Linked DNA regions of Homo sapiens: region 2 is linked to region 1. A link is a contact called in ENCODE Hi-C or POLR2A ChIA-PET data. All regions are on one chromosome and are shown on one strand. The core of a region is the stretch at or near the end of the contact, and the rest is flanking DNA. Distances in the headings are between cores, read along the strand shown.

Evidence for each region. Hi-C counts contacts between places; a loop is a spot of excess contacts on that map. ChIA-PET counts read pairs that join two places held with the same protein, here RNA polymerase II (POLR2A).
Region 2: a loop to region 1 is called in a map of posterior vena cava, with 12 times the contacts of the local background. The contact joins two enhancer-like sites. A Hi-C loop is called at or near these places in 1 of 168 maps with a recorded cell type or tissue (posterior vena cava). POLR2A ChIA-PET finds 5 or more read pairs at or near these places in 1 of 52 experiments (activated T-cell).

Annotation. Positions count from the first base shown.
Region 1 is chr14:51,938,539-51,941,850 of GRCh38, reverse strand. All of the region lies in intron 2 of GNG2 (G protein subunit gamma 2), which reads right to left. Among named protein-coding and RNA genes, the nearest start is that of RTRAF, 49 kb to the left of the region's middle. Within about 2 kb of position 1,915, at least 5 of the 41 ENCODE cell types and tissues checked have a DNase peak (open chromatin) inside an H3K27ac peak, as active enhancers do.
Region 2 is chr14:53,216,075-53,219,548 of GRCh38, reverse strand. The region is part of intron 5 of LOC105370502 (a long non-coding RNA gene); the gene reads right to left. Among named protein-coding and RNA genes, the nearest start is that of DDHD1-DT, 64 kb to the right of the region's middle. RefSeq lists a silencer at 1,639-2,058. Within about 2 kb of position 1,953, at least 21 of the 41 ENCODE cell types and tissues checked have a DNase peak (open chromatin) inside an H3K27ac peak, as active enhancers do.

The sequences.
Region 1 (3,312 bases), core at 666-3,165:
CGTCCCACCCAACCAACAAGAAACATGAAAAATAGGCCTGTTATGGAACAATAACCATTAGAGGAGATTTCATTTTCTAAAAACACATTCAGCACTTTAATTTCTTTCAGAAGGAACTTTTCTGTTAAGAAACCATACATTTTCTTGTCATTTAGGCTTAGTAATAAACACACAACCCCTTATTTCTGTGGCACAAAGATAAATAAATGGTTTGTTAATGGGTGGAGAGTGTGTAGGTTAATTGTGGAGGATTCCATCCTTTTCATACTTCAATGGTGTTTTTCAAGGGTGGCATCCAGACAGACTTCCCTAAGGCCTGTAATTTCAATTACAACTGTATGTTTCTCAGGACTGTGTTTTGGTATTTGCAGTAGGTGCTGAGAGATTTTGTTTTGTGTATTTACAAGTTAGGATTACATTGGCAATAAAACAATTTTTCTGTCTAGAATACAAATTGGAGGTTTATAGTCTCTCAGTCACTTAATATTTTTATTATTCTTGTTTGTCAGTCAGCCACATCTTTGGTGATTGTTTATAAGTTGCTTTTGAATTAGCAGACTAATTTCACGATGTTCCAATTTAGAATTTGTCAGAGCTTTTGCAATTAGTCATCTGGATAAATGTCTTTGTTAATTGCTCATACCATAACCCATGTTTAGTTTGGTCATTTTTGCCACTCACTTTTTTTGATCCTTACTCTAATTTATTCTGCAGCAAGTAAGTAATCCATCATCAAATTGATATTATATATACTAACATATGCTATATTATATACTACTAAATGATGTATATATACACACAACATAAAATTGATATTTATATACATTAATTAGATTGGTATATATACTAATATTAGATAATATATACTAAAATACTGTTAATATCCATTCCTCTAAAGGGCTTTCACAAACAGAACTCTAGTGAACTTATCAATAGTGGCTGCAATGTGAATTGTGAATCAAGTAATAATTGCAAAATATCGGCCTGCCAGGTTTCAGGGTCGTTGTTTGTCAGGCACCTTTTTCTATTGCCAGTTCATCACTTTGACCTGAAAATACTAAAATAGCACATTTCAATCTCTACTAATCAGCAAACACTAATTTCTTTTGGCTTCTCAGTCACTAAGCAGATTTTAAATCAATAAAGATTTATTGGGACACTTACTGCTTTTCTCTCAACTCTTACAAGCCCCGGAGGATCTGGGTTGGAATCCACCTTGCACACTCAGTCACTCTTTCCCAATCATGTCTTTCAACAACTGGGAAGTCACAAAGATCTTTTAGGTGTCATGATGCCCTGGTTTCCTCATTCACCTTTGTTCATTTTTGAGCAGCAGTGTGGAGGTTTGAGATGAAGAACAAAAAAGGAGATGAGAATAGAGAGGGTGCGGGCAGGTGTGTGTAGGGTAGATGTCTATACCAACAGGCATGGACTAGCTTGGAGATAAAGGGTATGGAATAATCTTGAGCCCCCCCAAGTTTGCATTTGAAGAGGGTAGGGCAGGGAAGGAACAGGAAGATATCCAACTGTGGATAGCCTCAGGGGGTTCACAGCGGGGCCAGACACAGAGAGCTGGACTCACTCCATGGCGCTGGCTAAGATGAAGAATGAATTTGTCAACAAAACAAAACAAAACAGGAGCCTTCCAAGTGCCTCCCCACTCCGTCCCCACTCCTCTTCTTTTTAGTGCTTCTCATTTCCAGAAATTAGATTTTACAGGCCAAAAGCTTTGTTCTTTCATGGAGGACCAGGAACTCACACTAATACGAAGATTTGCTTATGGACCAAGAGCTCGCCACATGCCAGGAACTGGGCCAAGGGCTTTAACGCATTATCTTGTTTCATTCTCACAACTCAAGGGAAGTGAGCGATGCATCCCTTGTTGAAGGAAATTGAGGCTTAGATTAGGTCAGCACATTCGTCAGAAGGGTGTTTCGGCTGCAGTCTCCCCAGGGAAAGATTTTCTTTCAGTTCTTCTCAATTCACATTTTCAGAGGCACCAGACTGATCCTAATCTGGGGTCTATGGTATATTTGGCCGTTTTCACATACATAACAGCAATTTTATGACCTGTATGGCACAGGGAGAGCAAATGCAAATGAGGACCAGTGTGGAAACCCCAACAACCAAACTTGCTGTGGGGGTCAAGAAGGAAGAAAATAACCCAAGGGAGCAACATATTGACAGAGCAACCTAAAATCCACTCTGGACTATTTCCATGCGGTTTCACTGGGAAGTTGCCACTTACCAAGTGGGAGAGAGACAAAACAACGTATTTCTTCCCTCAAATCAGCATGGGAGCCGTCTATGCTGTGTGGGTGGAGAGTAAGACGCAACATGGCTTCCCTGTCTCACGCAGGTGCCAGAAGCCATCATTTGAAATGACAGCTCTCTGCTTTCCAGTAAACTGCTGGTTTTGAAAACATTAACTTTACAAGATGCAGCCTTCCTCTGGGAAAGAGGGTCATTGGTTAGCTGTTTCTAACAACCCTGACAAAAAACAGAGTCCTCGAAAAATGACTTCAAAGTCATGGATTTCACAAATTTTGTAAAATGAAACGAATAGGCCATGTTGCAACTTTAAAATGACATGTAAGCTTTTAGTTTTTATCTGAGACTTGGATAAGGAAACAGCTTGTATCTATAAATGGGAGCTGGCATTCTTAGACGCTAGGTGGGCTTTGTTCACTCCACGGAAAAAAGATTAATACTTTGAACTGTGGATGTTGGATTTTTTTTTTAATACAGAAGCCCAGACCATGAACCAGTAGGGTTCCAACAAAAGAGAAATAATGAACTAGTTTCCATAAAAATAGCTCTCTTAACCTATGGATGCCTAATACTCTGCAACAGCAGGCAAGGGGGATCTGAAAGGCAGCAGCCTTCTGCCTCCTTGCAGGAAATTATCTATTGGTTAATTAATTTCTTTATTAAAACGAACCACTCACACTGCTTCCATCCTAAATCCTCAGTGTCTCTCAAACCTCAGGCAACCCCTGTAGTTCAGGGAGACTACCCTGGTGGAGCTTCCTTGCCATTGCTTAGATGGTCTCTTAGGCTTCCAAAATCATAACATGAGAAATCCTTTGGTGAACAAAGGATGCTGAGTTCCCCAAATAGGAACTGGACCTCTTCCACCCCCTTGTGTGAAATTCACTGTTTGCCATCACTGTGTTATCTGGGGATATTTCTAGTGGTACAAATGACACTAGGTATAATAGTGAGAAAACATGTGCCAGGAGACAGAAGAGCTGGATTCTAGTCTGCTCTGAAACTCCCAGCTGTTTTACAGTGAGAAAATGATTTCATCTT
Region 2 (3,474 bases), core at 704-3,203, 1.3 Mb before region 1:
TCCCAGCTACTCAGGAGGCTGAGGTGGGACGATTACTTGAGCCCAGGAGGTCAAAGCTGCAGTAAGCCATAATTGCACCACTGCACTCCAGCCTGGGCGACATAGTGAGACCCAGTCTCAAAAACAAAACAAAGCAATACAAAAAAAAAACCTCACCCTGCCTTTTGATTAAAGGGATAAAGTGAGGAAAGAAGTGGGTTTTTTTATTTGCTACGTACAGAAGGATTCAATTCAGATCAGTTCAATTTAACAAATATTTGTTGAGCCCTACTCTATATCAGACATTATTAGGTACAGAAGATATGAATAAAATGTCTGTCTTCAGGAAGTTCAAAGTCTGCAGAGAAAGACTAGTAAACCAAAATTTTATGAGACCATAATGAAACACTATTACACATCCACCAGAATGTCTACAATTTAAAACTCACACAATACCAAATATTGATGAAGATATGAAGCAACAGATTTTTGGTGGGAGTGTAAATGGTATAATCATTTTGGGGAAAAGTACAGCAGTTTTTTTAAAAACAAAAACTAAATGTAAATATTCTATGACCCAAAAATATCAGTCATATAATTGAGTGTGTGCGTGTGTGTATCAACAAAAAGACCTTCACAGGAATATTCATAGTAGCTTTGTTCACAATAGCCAGAAACTGGAAACAGCCCAGGTGTGCTTCAACTGAAGAATGGATTTTTAGAATTTAGTATATCTATACAATGGAATATTACTTGGTAATTTAAAGACTTTTAAAAAATAATGACCCTGCCAGATGAGGTGGCTCACGCCTATAATCCTAGCACTCTGGGAGGCCGAGGCGGGCAGATCACCTGAGGTCAGGAGTTCGAGACTAGCCTGTCCAACATAGTGAAACCCTGTCTCTACTAAAAATACAAAAATTAGCTGGCGTGATGGCACACGCCTGTCGTCCCAGCTACTAAGGCAGGAGAATCACTTGAACCCAGGAGGCGGAGGTTGCAGTGAGCCAAGATCGTGCCACCACACTCCAGCCTGGGCAACAGAGTGAGAATCTGTCACAAAATAATAATAATAATAATAATAACCCTGTCTCTACTGAAAAACATAAAAAATTAGCCAGAGGTCGTGATGCATACCAGCAGTGCTAGCTACTTGAAAGGCTGAGGCAGGAGAATTCCTTGAGCTCAGGAGCTCAAGTCTGCAGTGAGCTATGACTGCACCACTGCCCCCCAGCCTGGGTGACAGAGTGAGATCCTGAATCTAAAAGCAAACAAAAAAAAATTACTGATACATACAACCTATGTATCTCAAAAACATTATGCTGAGTAAAAGAAGTCTTACATGAAAGAGTACAGTTCAATGGATATAAAGTTCTATAACAGGCAAAACTAGTTGGAAGAAAATCAGAATAGTCATTGCCTCTAAAGGAGATTATTTCCTGGGAAGGGGCTTGGGTACACTTTTCGGGGTGGGGGTAATGTTCTATATCTTGATAGGTGTGTAGGTTACTCACATGTATTGAGAGGTGACAACATGCTAGCAGCCCTCACTGGCTCTCGGCGCCTCCTCAGCCTTGGCGTCCACTCTGGCCATGCTCAAGGAGCCCTTCAGCCCGCCACTGCGCTATGGGGGCCCCTCTCTGTGCTGGCTGAGGCTGAAGCCAGCTCCCTCTGCTTGTGGAGAGGTGTGGCGGGAGAGGCGGGGGCGGGAACCAGGGCTGAACGCGGCTAGTTCCGGGTGGGCGCAGGCTCCGAGGTCCCGCACTGAGAGCAGCCCGCCGGCACCGCCGGCCCGGGCAGTGAGGGGTTTAGCACCCGGGCCAGCAGCTGCGGAGGGTGCGCCGGGTCCCCCAGCACTGCTGGCCTGCCCCCGCGGAGCTTGAATTCTTGCTGGGCCTCAGCCGCCTCCCCGTGTGGCAGGGCTGGGGACCTGCAGCCAGCCATGCCCAAGCCCCGCCCCGGGCTCCCGCCAGCCCGACCCTACCCGACCGGCGCCGCCCCCTGCTCCTAGGCGCCCGGTCCCATCCACTGCCCAAGGACTGAGGGGTGTGGGCGTGCCTGCGCGGGACTGGCAGGCAGCTCTGCTAGCGTGTCCCCAGCACAGGATTCACTAGGGGAAGCCAGCTGGGCTCCTGAGTCAGTTGGGGACTTGAGAGAACTTTTATGTCTAGGGGAGGATTGTATATGCACCAATCAGCACTCTGTGTCTAGTGGGAGAGGGGGGGTTGTAGATGCACCAATCAGCACTCTGTATCTAGCTAATCTGGTGGGGACTTGGAGAACTTTTGTGTCTAACTAAAGGATTGTAAGTGCACCAATCAGTGCTCTGTGTCCAGCTCAAGATTTGTAAACGCACCAATCAGCACTCTGTATCTAGCTAATCTGGTGGGGACTTAGAGAACTTTTATGTCTAGCTGAAGGATTTTAAATATACCAATCAGCACTCTGTGTCTAGCTCAAGGTTTGTAAAAGCACCAATCAGCACTCTGTGTCTAGCTCAAGGTTTGTAAACACACCAATCAGTGCTCTGTGTCTGGCTAATCTAGTGGGGCCTTGGAGAACTTTTACATCTAGCTAGAGGATTGTAAATACACCAATCAGCAATGTGTGTCTAGCTCAGGGATTGTAAACGCACCAATCAGCTCTCTGTAAAACGGACCGATCAGCTCTCTGTAAAACTGACCAATCAGCAGGATGTGGATGGGGCCAGATAAGGGAATAAAAGCAGGCTGCCCCAGCCAGCAGTGGCAACCCGCTCAGGTCCCCTTCCACACTGTGGAAGCTTTGTTCTTTCACTCTTTGCAATAAATCTTGCTGCTTCTCACGCTTTGGGTCCACACTGCCTTTATGAGCTGTAACACTCACTGCAAAGGTCTGCAGCTTCACTCCTGAGGCCAGCAAGACCACGCGCCCACTGGGAGGAATGAACAACTCCAGACGGGAGGAATGAACAACTCCAGACGCACTGCCTTAAGCACTGTAACACTCACCACGGAGGTCTGCAGCTTCACTCCTGAAGCCAGTGAGACCACGAACCCACCAGAAGGAAGAAACTCCGAACACGTCCGAACATCAGAAGGAACAAACTCCAGACACACCATCTTTAAGAACTGTAACACTCACCGCGAGGGTCCGCGGATTCATTCTGGAAGTCAGTGAGACCAAGAACCCACCAATTTTGGACACAGTATGATTTAGTGAATCTCATGGTACACTTAAGATCACCACTGCACCCCAGCCTGGGCGACAGAGTGAGACCCTGAATCTTAAAAAAAAAAAAAAAAAAAAAATGTACTGATACATACAACCTATGTATCTCAAAAACATTACGCTGAGTAAAAGAAGTCTTACATGAAAGAGAATATACTGTACAGTTCAATTTATATAAAGTTCTATAACAGGCAAAACTAGTTGGAAGAAAATTGGAATAGTCACTGCCTCTAGAAGAGAAGACTTCCTGGAAAGGGGCTTGAGTACAGTTTTCAGGGTCAGGGT